Regions from separate parts of the Homo sapiens genome. Here region 1 is linked to region 2. Evidence: chromatin contacts called from ENCODE Hi-C or POLR2A ChIA-PET data. All regions are on one chromosome and are shown on one strand. The core of a region is the stretch at or near the end of the contact, and the rest is flanking DNA. Distances in the headings are between cores, read along the strand shown.

Evidence for each region. A loop is a pair of places that touch in the nucleus more often than their neighbours do. ChIA-PET counts read pairs that join two places held with the same protein, here RNA polymerase II (POLR2A). Pooled maps may share reads with other maps.
Region 1: a loop to region 2 is called in a map of naive thymus-derived CD4-positive, alpha-beta T cell, with 5 times the contacts of the local background. The contact joins two enhancer-like sites. A Hi-C loop is called at or near these places in 6 of 168 maps with a recorded cell type or tissue (B cell, CD14-positive monocyte, CD4-positive, alpha-beta T cell and 3 more), 1 of 37 single-sample maps with no recorded cell type and 14 of 50 pooled maps. POLR2A ChIA-PET finds 5 or more read pairs at or near these places in 2 of 52 experiments (OCI-LY7 and activated T-cell).

What each region holds. Positions count from the first base shown.
Region 1 is chr15:59,519,658-59,526,301 of GRCh38, reverse strand. It overlaps FAM81A (family with sequence similarity 81 member A), which reads right to left. Exons shown (of 9, transcript NM_152450.3): 9 at 2,747-5,048. The coding sequence ends at 4,924. It also overlaps the pseudogene RPL21P114. Among named protein-coding and RNA genes, the nearest start is that of FAM81A, 85 kb to the right of the region's middle. Within about 2 kb of position 1,826, at least 5 of the 41 ENCODE cell types and tissues checked have a DNase peak (open chromatin) inside an H3K27ac peak, as active enhancers do.
Region 2 is chr15:59,164,548-59,171,932 of GRCh38, reverse strand. MYO1E (myosin IE) reads left to right here. Exons shown (of 28, transcript NM_004998.4): 22 at 1-36. MIR2116 (microRNA 2116) reads left to right here and starts at 671; the gene lies at 671-750. RefSeq lists an enhancer at 5,972-6,021. Within about 2 kb of position 6,057, at least 10 of the 41 ENCODE cell types and tissues checked have a DNase peak (open chromatin) inside an H3K27ac peak, as active enhancers do.

The DNA of each region.
Region 1 (6,644 bases), core at 577-3,076, 360 kb before region 2:
TTCTGATGAATTTATATTTACATTTAATTGATTTAAATGACCACATATTTTCTTTTTTTTTTCCTTTTTTTTTTTTTTTTTTTTGAGATGGAGTTTCGCTCTGTCGCCCAGGCTGGAGTGCAATGGCACAATCTCGGCTCACTGCAACTTCCGCCTCCTGGGTTCACGCCATTCTCCTGCCTCAGCCTCCCGAGCAGCTGGGACTACAGGCGCCCGCAACCACACCCGGCTAATTTTTTGTATTTTTAGTAGAGATGGGGTTTCACCGTGTTAGCCAGGATGGTCTCGATCTCCTGACTTCGTGATCCGCCTGCCTCGGCCTCCCAAAGTGCTGGGATTACAGGCCTGAGCCACTGTGCCCGGCCAATGACCACATATTTTCTTTTGGCTGGAACCACCATCTTCTAATCATTTGCCTAAATGATGAAAAAAAAGGGAATGAGGAGAAGCACCTGCTCTCTGTTCCCTGGGCCTTTTAGAATGCATGGAGTTGTTCCTTTGGACACACACACGTGAATCTACAAGAAGGGAGATGTTGTAGACATCAAGGGAATGGGTACTGTTCAAAAAGGAATACCTCACAAATGTTACCATGGCAAAGCTGGAAGTCTACAGTGCTACCCAGCATGCTATTGGCATTTCTGTAAACAAACAATATTCTAGCCAAGAGAATTACTGTATATGTTGAGCATATGAAGTACTTAAAGAGCCAAGATAGTTTCCTAAACGCGGAAGGAAAACGATCAGAAAACGAAGGAACCCAAAGAGAAACGTACCTGGGTTCCGCTGAAGCACCAGCCTGCTCTACGCAGAGAAGCACACTTAGTGAACCAACAGAAGAGGGCCTGAGCTGCTGGAACCTGTTCCCTATGAATTTATGGCACAATAGGTGCCAAAAAATTAAGGACCTCTTGACTGTTAAAAAAAAATCCATGTAATTAGTGGCTACTTATTAGTGCAGCAAGCCTCAGATTTTACATTACAATCACCTGCAGGACTTGAAGCAATTTGGTGCGTCCGTCTCAGAGCCTCTGATTCAGTAGGTCTTGGTGGAGCCTGAGAGTTTTCACTTCTTTTCTTTTTTTTTTTGAGACAGACTCTCACTCTGCTGCCCAGGCTGGAGTGCAGTGGCGTGATCTCGGCTCACTGCAACCTCTGCCTCCCAGGTTCAGGCAATTCTCCTGCCTCAGCCTCCCGAGTAGCTGGGATTACAGACATGTGCCACCACGCCCGGCTAATTTTTGTGTTTTTTGTAGAGATGGGGGTTTCACCATGTTGGCCAGGCTGGTCTTGAACTCCTGACCTCAGGTGATCCGCCCACCTCAGCCTCCCAAAGTGTTGGGATTACAGGCGTAAGCCACCATGCCCACATGTACACATACCCGATTCCCCACTTTCATTTCTTTTGGGTAGGGAGCTCCACTTCTAAGCTCCCTCACATGTCTATTGGAAATTGTCAATTCATCTTGGGCCATTTTTGGTTCAGTTCATCTCAAAAAGTTATTTTGTCGTCCCTATAAATCCAGAGCTAAAGGACCTCAGCAGTATCCTTTTATAGAGTAGACACTGCACTGCAGGCCCACCTGACTGAGACTCAGAGTCCAGATTCCGGCTGGAGCAGGAAGTCGGTAAAATGTCCCCCAGTGACCCCATCCCCAGGTGTTCAGCCCCTTGTGTGATCCCCTCCCGCTGTGTGTGTGCTGGACTTGCTTTTCATGAAGAGACTAGTGGAAGTGGTGGCTTGTCACTTCTGAGATTAGGTTACAAAAGACTAGCTTCCTTCCCGTTCACCCTCTCTCTCACTGGTACTGGTGGAAGCAAGCTGCTGTGTTGTAAACAACCTGTCAGGAGGGCTGTGTGGCAGAGCAAGGGACTGATGTCACAGTGCTTTGTGATTCTTTTTCCCCCTGAAAGCCTAGTGGGATAATTACAACTTGAACGGAGCCATCTTCTCTGTTCTGCTCTACACTCCCCTACACAATCCATCTCCCGATGTGCAGAGCCAGCCAGGGACCACGACCTAGGACAGCCCAAGTGCAGGGGATGAAATGCCTGTGATCCTACAAGTCCTGTGGCACCAACTGCCCCCCACCTCTGGTGCCTCCACATTGATACAGCCAGGGGAAGACGTTTGACAAGCTAATTAGATTGCCTCATTACGTATTTGGAATCGGGGCATTAAAAAGCGAGGGTAGTCAGATGGCAGGAGGCCAAGCTCATATAGATATGGCTGATGTCAGTGGCCTAGCAAGTCACTTATGTGGGAAGCCAAAATGTCTTCGGAGGTAGTGTGGTATGCTGGTAAGGCTCCCAGAGTGCGGAAGTAGGCGGCCTGGCTTGAATCATGGCTCCCATTTATCAGCTATAGGACTTGGGGCAAGTTGCTTAACCTTTAGGTGACTCTGTTTTCTCATCTGTAAAATGGGGAAATGGTATTGAACTCAACTAGTTAAAATGAAAAGAGTTGACATACACAGGGGACACAGCACAGGCACACAGCACACACCCGAGAACTGCCAAGAGACAAGAAGGCTGCAGAGAAGGCCCTACAGCCCCGAAGCCCACAGACCAGCAGCTCCCAATGACATTCCAGTCGTCAGAGGAGCTGCCAGGACTTGAGCACTTTATTTCAACCATCAAAGCGTTTCCACAGAGAGCAAACAGAAATATTTCCTATGGCATTTTACCTAATTAAGTCTTCAGCTCAACACTGAAAGACTTTTCAATTTAAAAATCATACACCACATTTATGTGAAAATTTTATTTTTCTTTTTATTGCAAATTTCTGGTAAAGGAAAGAACATGGAAGCTGATTCTCATTTGAGCTTTGGTGAGAAGAGAACTGCACTGTGGCTCGACAGCTCACCACCTCGGCTGCACACCCAAACACGCGGAGGCCTCGGGCACGCACTGATGCCTGCGACCCACCTCCCAGAGGTTCTGACTTAATCGGTCTGGGAGGCACAGCGGGGCATCAGTAGATTTCCCAACTCCTCTGGATGATTTCAACATGTAGCCAAGGTGAGCACACCTGCGGTGGCTCATCTCAAGGGGCTGGCAATGTCAGAAGCACCTGAGAAGCTCAGCTGACAGCCAAGTGTCACCTGCTTACATCACTCCTTGGCCAGAGTCCAGCTGGTGTTCCCCGCCTCCCTCTTCCCAGGTGTCGATGTTCTGATTCCTTCTCCTCAAAGACCCCACAAGACAGAGATGCTGGAGGGGGTGTGGCTTCCTGTGCTGTGGTTTGTGCTTAAACGTGGAGAACCACATGAACCACGTGTACGCTACCACAAAAGAAATTCACTTTCTGATTGCAAAACAGCATTCGCCTTTTTTTATTTGTTAAGTGGAAATTTGTGGCAAAATAAGAAAATATGTGTTGGATAATATAGTCCCTATATAACCTCTCATGTCCAAATTTGAAAAAAAAAATTGTCAAGCCATTGACAGCAAAATATGTACTTTAGCAGCATATTTTATATGGGTAAACAGTAATAGCCAGTTAGACACTTCATTTGTGATTTGTCCTAAAAATAGAAAATGCTTTTTATTTTCCTGAGTCCTTGGCAAACAAAAAACATTTTTTTCTTTTTAATTGTTAAAGTATTCCTGTTTTTCTTTTTCCTGGGACACCCTCACAGTTCAGAACGTTGTGTCTCACTGTCAGTTTTTACATACAGAGATGAACAAACAGCACTGGGGCCAATTTTCAATGACTGATCAAATATGGCGATTGAAAATAAAACACCCATCATCTACAAAGTTGCTCAAGATGAAAGTTTCTTACAGTGCTATAAATGCAATATCAATTTGAATTGTTGTCCATACAAAAGTATGAATTTCTATTCCATTAGTAATACTGAATGATTAATACCTTAACAGCGATAAAATTTTTAGAACATTTAAAAAATACAGAGGATTCCAGTTTTACATCATACTTCTGACGGATTATCATACTTTCTATTTTGTCTGCAAAACTTTTACAGAGTACAGTGCATTGACATGATAAAACCAAGGCACAAAAATACAGTTACGATAAGTGTATATAAACCCTAGCACTTTGTGCCAATTTTGGAAACAGATCATAAAGTCTGAAAAATTACCACATTCTATTTGATTAGTGAACAATTAATTGTGCAGTAAATAGACTGTTAACCACCATTCCATTATTAAATATATGGCTATCACTATACAGGTTGTGGATAATTCAAAAATAGTTTTAAATATTAAAACCTGTAATATCTAGGTGGTCAACGCAGATATTGAGCCTTACGTTATCTAAATAAGTTTCCATTTAATTTGCAATCCACATGGCAGTTAGCAATTTTTAAACTATTTCCATTACATAAATGGTGGGGTTTATTCTAAATGTTAAATCCTTTCCCCTTACAAAAGACAGAAGATTTACAAGAAGATAACCAATATAAGAAGTGCATAGACAACGATAATAAAATCCAAATTGGACTCAAAGGTTGAAGTCTAATCTACTGGGACATTCTCTTAATTTAGGGTGAGGAGCAACACATTCCTGTGATGATTCATTAGTTTCTTAATTAAAAAAAAATCCCCATGACATTTTTCAAAATAGTAAACAGTCTTCATTAGTGCATCAAGCATTGAAGAAAAATTGTCGTCTTTCCATTCGTAAAATGAAGAAGATAAAAGCCTTTCAAAATCCAGGGCGGGGGATTTCCATTGAATTTAGAGAAGTGAAATAAACTGGTAAAAACTGTATTTCATACTTTTAACAAAAGAGTATTTTCAAGACTCAAGGTAAACATTTAGACCCATAAAAACACATTTCTTGGCACATGCACGCCATGGATGGAACAATCCTGAATGCAGCGATGGCCTGGCTACAGAGGTATCCGGCTCCTAGCCCCACTGGCAAAACTGTCTTTTAGGACCTTGTCCCAGCTCCCTTCACATGGGGGTCTCTGGCTTCTGCATCAGCTGGATTTGCTTCTGTAGCTGGTCCCTGTCCAGCTTCATCTTGGCCTCGAGAACTTGCCTGAGGGATCCTATGCTTTCATAGACGGCTGTAAACCCTTGAAGGAGAGGTAAATTTCACAACAGTTAACAATTTTTTTAAAATGCTGTATCAAATTCTATAGTATCTAGTAATGGTTGATTCAGGCAAAAATTATTAATAGATGCTAAAACCTCTGGGATGAAAGTATGATGGGGAACAGGTGAGTTTCTAGTTTCTCCCTAGAGATTACTTTTTAATTACAAAAAGGAAAAAGGAACTATTACAATGGAGAAGACTGTCATATACCCCTTTAACCAAGTGATCAAATCTCACGTCACCCATACTGGGAGAAACAACATCACGTAACTTCTGAAAAGATACCCTGAGCAGGGCACAACATCACTTCTTGACATTTTTAAAGAATACCAAAATACACAACCTAAATTATATCAAGATGAAGCAAACAGGCCTGGTACGGTGGCTCATGCCAGTAATCCCAGCACTTTGGGAGGCCAAGGCGGATGGATCACCTGAGGTCAGGAGTTCGAGCCAGCCTGGCCAACACGGCGAAACCCTGTCTCTACTAAAAATACAAAAATTAGCTGGGTATGGTGGCGCACACCTGTAGTCCCAGCTACTCGGGAGGCTGAGGCAGGGAGAATTGCTTGAACCCAGGAAGCGGACGTTGCAGTGAGCTGAGATTGTGCTACTGCACTCCAGCCTCGGCGACAGAGCAAGACTCGTCTCAAAAAAAAAAAAAAAAAAATGAAGCAAACAAATCTAAACTAGGGATAGTCTACAAAATGCTGGCTGGCTGGTATTCTTTAAAAAGGTCAACATCACTGAGAAACTGATCCAGATTAATAGAGACTAAATAAAGAAACATGACAACTAAATACGATGTGTAATTCTGGATTAGAACCTGAAGGGCCAACATCACTAATTATAGGAAAAATACAAATTAAAACCACAATGAGTTATCACCTCACACCTGTTAGGATGGCTATTATCAAAAAGACAAACGAGTACAAGCATTAGCGAGGGTGTGAAGAAAGGGGAACACTTGTACACTGTTGGTGGGAATGCAGGATGGGGCAGCCATAGTGGAAAACAGTATAGGGCAGGGGTATCCAAACTTTCAGCTTCCTTGGGCCACACTGAAAGAATTGTCTTGGGCAATACAAATACACTAACACTAATGATAGCTGATGAGTGATTTAAAAAAAAAAATCACAAAAAAATCTCATAATGTTTTAAGAAAGTTTACGAATTTGGGTTAGGCTGCATTCAAAGCCATCCTGGGTCGCATGTGGCCTGCGGGATGTGGGTTGGACAAGCTTGGTATAGAGGTTACTAAAGAAATTTAAAATAGAACTACCATACGACCCAGCAATCTCACTACTGGGTATATTCCCAAAAGAAATTAAATTACTGCCTCATAAAGATATCTGCACTCCCCTGTTCACTGCACCATTATTTACAATAGCCAAGATATGGAAACAACTGAAGTGTGTCCATCAAAAAATTAGTGAATAAAGAAATTGTGTATATATACAAATGATGAATATTATTCAGCTTTACAAAAAAGGAGAGCCTGCCATTTGTCACAAATGGATAAAAATGGAGGACATTATGCTAAGTGAAATAAGACAGATACAGAAAGAAAAATACT
Region 2 (7,385 bases), core at 4,808-7,307:
AATCGAGATAGAACGGATCTTGTCTGTGTCCCTCAGGTGAGTAGTGGAGGTGCAGAGGCAGGACTGCCCCTTCTCGCCTCAGCATCACGGTCCGCTGTTCCAAACAGCCAGGAGGAAGGCCGGGCTGGGCTTCCCAGCTGTCAAAATCATGATCAAGAGAATGGAATTTCCCTTTGTCCCAAAGGGAAGACTCCCTAGTCTCAGCAAGTCTTGATATGTCAGGAAGAAGGTACCAAGAAAAGGTTGCCTCCGGACAGCTCCTCTAATCAAGGGGGACCCAGATCTCTTGTAACCGAAACGTGTTAGAAATGAACCCGGTATATGGAACACCTCAGAGAATAATTTCTCTTGTTGCAGTAGAGCCAAGGATTCAGAGCCCTGTCCCCCAGTCCACCTCACCCAGGTTGGAGGCCTCACCCATTTCCCTGAGCAGAGGGTCCTGAAAGGGAAGTTTCTTTGGGACTTCCTTAGGGAGTGCAAGTTGGTCTCCATTCTCTGTAGCCCTGGAGTCATCGTGAGATGCTCTCTTCGCTCCAATTCTCAGGCAGTGGGGAGTGGTGTTTGCTTCCACAAGGCCTCAGGAAGGGCCCTTGCTCCTCCCGGCAGCACCTTGGCTTCCTCTCGGCAGAAGGGCTCCTCTGCCGGCCGTCAGCATCTCCTCCGTCAGTGGGACCTAGGCTAGGGGTTCTTAGCATAGGAGGTCTTCCCATGCTAAGAAGTCCTCCCATGCCAAGAACTCCCAGACTAGGAGTCCTCCCATGCTAAGTCCTCCCGAAGTCCTCCCATGGTAAGAACTCCTAGACTAAGTTCCGCTGACACAGGAAATCCTCGCAATCCATGAAGACTAAGAATGGAAGAAAGGCCTCCTTGAGCCCCATAGCTTCCTCCAAGAATCGTGTCCCTGGGCCTCTGAGGCTAACACTACTTTAATCAGGAAAAGCTTTGGGCCTTTGCATTAAAGATGTTCTGCTCTCACATGAACATGGAATTGGGACGCCTGTCAAACTCTTACTCCACACAGAAGGCAAAACTGGTGCGCTCAGGAAAAAGCAGGGGTTTTATGTGCTCAGGCGTCTGATGTACCAAGCTGGAAATCCTAGTTCCAGTCTGATAATCCAAAACAGATTTCTAGTTGCATCCATTCTTGCCTGTGTCTCTGTGGTTTCTGATTCTATCTGTTCCTAATTTCCCTGGATAAAGGACCAGGCAGTGCAGTGCAGTGAAGTATTTAAAACGTGCCAACTCAGGATGTGGTAAAGTTGCTAAGCAGATGAGTCCGCAGTGTCCATTTTGCAGCCCCACCTCAGGTAGGTTTCAAGGCTATTGTTTTTTTTGTTTTTTTTTTAAAGCTCTAGGCGCTGACTGATTTTCTGAAGGCCTTCCTAAACATTCAGCTCACTGGCTGGGTCCCAACCTGAGCGGGGCAGTGCCTGCTGGCCACACTCTTCCTGGCTAGCTGGGCCCTGAGGCTGCCGTGGAAACCCAACAGGAAGCTCCTGCTTTGTTTGTCATTGCATGGGGCCCTGCCATGCCTGGACTAAGCCAGGTTGGCCACAGCGTGCTTGGCAGGCACAGCAGGTGAAAGTCAGGGAACCACAGCTCTAGGGTGTGTGTAGTCGCTGTGCCGAGAGTGACTTGTTCTTTCTGTTATTGCCCAGGTATGTCTTCAGTCCCTCAGACCCCTGGTGGAGTGCTCATGACTGGGACCATAAATTATCCTAATTGAGCTACATTTGTGTGGTTGTTTTGTTTTGTTTTGTTTTGTTTTGTTTTAGACAGAGTCTCGCTCTGTCACCCAGGCTGGAGTGCAGTGGCGTGATCTCAGCTCACTGCAACTTCTGCCTCCCTGGTCCAAGTGGTTCTCCTGCCTCAGGCTCCCGAGTAGCTGGGATTACAGGCCTGAGCCACCACCCCTGGCTAATGTTTGTATTTTTAGTGAGAGACAAGGTTTCACCACGTTGGCCAGGCTCGTCTTGAACTCCCGACTTCAAGTGATCCACTCATCTCAGCCTCCCAAAGTGCTGGGATTAGAGGCGTGAGCCACCGTGCCTGGCCTTGAGCTACACTTGTATCAAGCACTTTGACACTTACTATCTTATTGATAAGTCCTTGAGGGGGTTGTCAAGCAGGGACTGTAGGGACTGTTCACACTCAAATTTCTTCCTTTTATTGTTTTTTGTTTGTTTATTGTCTTCTTTTACAGCCTCTGGGGATATAATCTGTCATGGGAGCACCAGCTTCTTTTTCTTCTTCCTGTTCAGTATTCATTATCTGGAAGGTTCCTTTCTTGCGGTCTTTCCTTTTTAAAGGCTGTAGTAAAATGAGGTACTTAGCCTAAAAGTTTTTCTGACTCTAAGGAAAAAAAAAGAAAGTGTGAGTCATTTGAACTTGTGATGTCTGTGTATTGCAGTCACTGAACCTCACACTTGCCAAGATGAATAATAGTGTCCCCTCATTTCTTTATACTTGAGTTAGGCCAGTAATCAGAACCAAGTTAGGAAAGCAACCAGAGGGTGATGTGTGTGCAGAATCGAACCCAGAGTGGAAATTAATTCTGGTACCAGACTACTGAACATGCGTGTGTGTTCTCAAAATACTTCAGTACTGGCATAGAGAAAGATTTTAACAGTTGGCTTGTACTTCAGGAAAAAAGCTGCAACATCTGTATGTGTTTTTAAGAATTTCTGAGATTGACCAGTTGACTATTGGCTGGAATGATATCAACATATGGCCTCCTAGTTACGATTTATCAAAGTATCCCATAAGCTTGATCTTAGCCCATCTCTAGCTCTTACAATTAATGTCAGTGCACAGTGGGCCTACAGCTCCCTATTCAAACCAACCAACCATTCAGTAACAGTTACAAGACAACATGTGAGCATGACTAAATATTTGGTATGAAGAATTTATTGTTTATTTCTGTAGGTATGATAATGTTTTGTGGTTAATTTTAATATAAAGAGACTTTATCTTTTAATAATATGTACTGAAACATTTGAGCATGAAATAAAGGCTGAGCGCAGTGACCCACGCCTGTAATCCCAGCACTTTGGGAGACCAAGGCAGGAGGCTCGCTTGACCCCAGGAGGTTTGGGACCCACCTGGGCAACATAGTAAGAACCCATCTCTACAAAAAATGTGAAAATTAGCCAGGAGTGGTGGTACGTGCCCGTGGTCCCAGCTACTCAGGAAGCTGAGGTGGGAGGATTGCTTGAGCCCAATAGGTCAAGGCTGCAATGAGTCATGATCATACCACTGCACTCCAGCCTGGTAGTTATTTTAAAGTGGAAGCAGGGAGAGTGAGGTTGTAGATAATTGTGATTATCCGTGAATTGGTGCTTGAAATCTGACATGTGGTGGTTCATTCTATACTACTTTTTATTTTTTTGAGACGGGGTCTCACTTTGCCACCCAGGCTGGAGTGCAGTGGCGCAATCTCGGCTCACTGCAGCCTCGCCCTCCAGGTTCAAGCAATCCTCCCACCTCAGCCCCCTAAGTATCTGAGACTACAGGCATGTACCCCCACTTCTGGCTAATTTTTGTATTTTTTGTAGAGACACGGTTTCCCCATGTTACCCAGGCTGGTCTCCAATTCCTGGGCTCATGGGATCTACCCACCTCGCCTCCCAAAGTGCTAGGATTACAGGCATGAGCCACTGCACCTGGCCCTACTATCCTACTTGTTTACAATTTAGAATTTTCCATAATAAAATGTTTTTCTAATCCTCCAGTAGATGTTAAATTTTTAGAAGTCTTTATCTTTTCTAAACATACAGATATATGTCTAGTTGAGTTACGGTTAAAAATTTTTTTGAAGTTTTCATTTACAAGAAAAAATAGGATCCCAACAGGTAGAAATAGGGCCAATAGCTCAGAGAGATATTAAGACAATAGTTTGTCAAAGGGACTCCAGGATAATTTGATCAGGAAAAATCCTTATTTAAATAAAAATTAGGCTGGGTGTGGTGGCTCACACCTGTAATCCCAGCACTTTGGGAGGCCGAGGCGAGCCGATTGCTTGAGGTCAGGCGTTCAAGACCAGCCTGGCCAACATGATGAAACCCCCTCTCTACTAAAAATACAAAAAAATTAGTTGAGCATGGTGGTGTGTGCCTGTAATCCCAGCTACTTAGGAGGCTGCGGCAGGAGAATCGCTTGAGCCCAGGAGGCGGAGGGTGCAGTGAGCCAAGATCACACCACTGCACTCCAGCCTGGGCAACAGAGCGAGACTCCGTCTCAAAATAAATAAATAAATAAAAATTAAAGTGAAACACTGACGCTTGCATTTCTGGCTTCATTGGAGACTCGGGAAGAGTGTCAGGAGGTGACACACCAATACAGAGTTGAGACACGGGATTTCTGAGTGTATGGTGGCTGCTGGCAGAAGGCCATGCCTGGGTTTTTGAAGGATCCTCCCAGAGTTGCTTCTTGTTCAAGTACTGGCCTGGCCCCACTCTTATTTGAAAAACTCAATTGCAGGAAGGGTGACCACAGGTGTAATGACCCATGTTCTTGGCTTTGCTATTGTAGGTGTTGAGTTCGGTGCCATGGAAGCTCTTATTTGGGGGTCTCTGATGAGGCTTCTCATTTTTCTTCTCATTCTGGTGGCTGATCACCAGAAGGATGAGACCAAAAGTTGTGTGGCTGTCTGTCTGGGTTAATAGATTTTCCAGTACTTATCTCCAATTGGAAAAACAACCCGTAAGACGGTGCTTTTAGACAGAGGCTCCAGCTCCCTGGTCACAACATTCTTGCCCAGAATGTCTCCTTGCCTGAATCCCCTAAACTTTCTGGCAATAAAAACAGCCCGCTTCACTGCCTGTCCTGCTGACCTGAAGCATTACTGGCATCTTGACTTGCTATGGTCTGTAAGCATTGGGAACCTGGAAGTTGTCAACATCATGGGATTGAGCACCTACCTGGTGCTGAGCCCTGGTATTCGAAGGTGGATGAGGCACAGTCACTGCCTCAGGAAGCTCCTCTCATTCTGGAAGGGGGAACAGACAGCTGAGTAAACATGTGCCTTACTATAAGTGTTCCCAGCGTGATTTAAAGGATATTCCTGGGACACAAGAGAGGAGAGTGGGTCTTTGCATCTGCGGGTCAGGTGAAGCTTCTTTGAGCTGGACACGTCACTGCTGAGGCCTGCATCTGCGTCCGGGCTTTCTCAGAGAAGTTAAGAAGGTTCTGAAACTGGTGCCACTGGTTTCTCTGAGTGGTAGAATTCTGGGCAAGGTTTATTTTCTTCTTGATTCGCCTCCGTATCTTCCAGTTTCCTAAAAGCAGCATATATTTCATAATCAGGAAAGACTTTTATAAAAGCTTAAATAAAGGCAGGGCTATCCTTGGAAATTGCCTTTTCAGCTTTAAAAAAAAAAAACAAAACTCCTTCAGGACTTTCCTTGGTGTTTTGTAACTAACATTTCTGTGAAAAGATATATTGGTGAAGAGAGTAAAACAGATTTTCTAGTGTTTTCAGCAATACAACAGTAAGCCGCAAAGACAGAGGAATAAAAAAACAAGGGCAGATCCAAACCAGAGACTAGGAAGAGGTCTTTCAACACAGCTTACAGCGTCAAACATCTGTAAGGAATTGCAGCATAGGAATAAGTCAGGGGTGAAGTCCAAAGATAAGTCTGACTTTTTAGAATAAATAAACACGAAAGCTTTGTTTTCAGGTTCAGGAGCGTGGGCTAAGGAGAGCAGAATGAGCTGAGACCCTGGCCTGGGTGAAGGTGGTCTGCCTAGCTCCAATGCCTGGATCATTGAAGGGAGGGGATTTTGGAGTTGTTGGTTAAAGTCAAAGTGTCCAAACACATCTCTTCTCATTTCTAGATTCATGCTGATAATTGACCTTGAAGTTTTGGCCTGCTTGCTTTTTTCGTTATAATAGTAATGAAACTCCTAATAAATCTAAGCCCATTAAACCACTCAAGGTGACTTGTGTTGGGCTCATTTAGCCCTGTTGAATAATCACCATCCTGCCACAGTTCAGCCAGGCCACCAGGCATGACCAGACATGCCAAAGAAAGCTTTGAGCAAACAACCAAAACAGGAAGGCGTTTCATTCCTCACCCCAAAGGCCAAAAAGTGGAGCTTCTTGTTTTACTCTGGTCTTTTGCATGCACTCTACCTAATGCAGCCGGGTTCTTACACCTGGGCTAGGGTGCCAGGAGGCTTAGACTTTATTAATTCAAAATGACTTGGAAGAGCTCTTTTGAGCAGCTTTTCATAAGTGCTTTTTGGGGTTTTAGATTGCTGGCTGTACCTTTAAAGGTAAGTAGGAGGTGTTTGTTCCCAGGCACTATGGAACTGGCACGTTGGCCCTGAATTGCCTTTGCATGAGCTGTTGAGTGACGGAGATGAAAACCGTCTATTGTTTAAACCACTGCTTGTCAGGGTTTATCCTTGATCCCAACTATCACAGGAGTGGGCAAGAAGCATGGCTATGATGTGTGGATGTCTGAAAACAAACATCTGAGGTAATGATAATGACCAAGTGTTCCACCCAAATGGCTATTATTTGTCCAAAAAACACTGTAAAGGGTTCTGACTTTACGTCCAAGGGAAACTCTTTGGCTGCTCTTCAGTAAGCTGGCCATGAAAGGACCAAGCTCCTTTCCCCTGACACTGGCCTCTTGCTTCCAGTGAACTCCATTCACCGCCCCGCCCCACCCCCATGGTTTGCGCGTACTGCCATTCTACGCCTTCCTATCCAATTGTGCTGTGGTTCCTTCGACCTCTTTTTCTCCTGTGGATTACCAAGCCCCTTTCCTGTAGGAGGACTGAAAGTGGGTAATATGTAAACAGTAAGAATTTAATTTTTACAGTTCTAGAGACCGGGAAGTCCAAGGTCAAGGTGCAGGCAGATGTGGTGTCTGGTGAAGGCCCAGTCTTTTCTTTATAGATGGCGCCTCTTGTTGTGTCCTCACATGGGAGAATGACAGAAAGGGCAAACCACTCTGTCATACCTCTTCTGTAAGGTCACTAATCCAATTCATGAGGACCTCTTCCTTGTAACTTAATCACCTCCTTAAGGCCACACTTCTTAATACTAGCACATTGGTGAATGAGTTTCAACATCAGACCAAGGTAGAGGCTGTGGCTACAGCTACTGGCTCCATCACCTCTGGGTCACTAGCTCCCTGTCTCAGTCTGGAGAGAAGGTTCCTGACAAGCCTGAGATAGTCCCCCAAGATTCTCTGCCCAAGGGAGCCCTGTCATTCCAAGAAGGGCCCAACCCCTACCTTGACCTGTGAATGGGGCTGAACAGGGATACCACAGGAGTTTCCTTCTAAATGGATCAGATTTTACATGGAAGAAGGATCCAGGGTCTCAAAGATTCTCCACAGCTCAGTCCTCTTGTGATCCCCTTGCCTCATCAT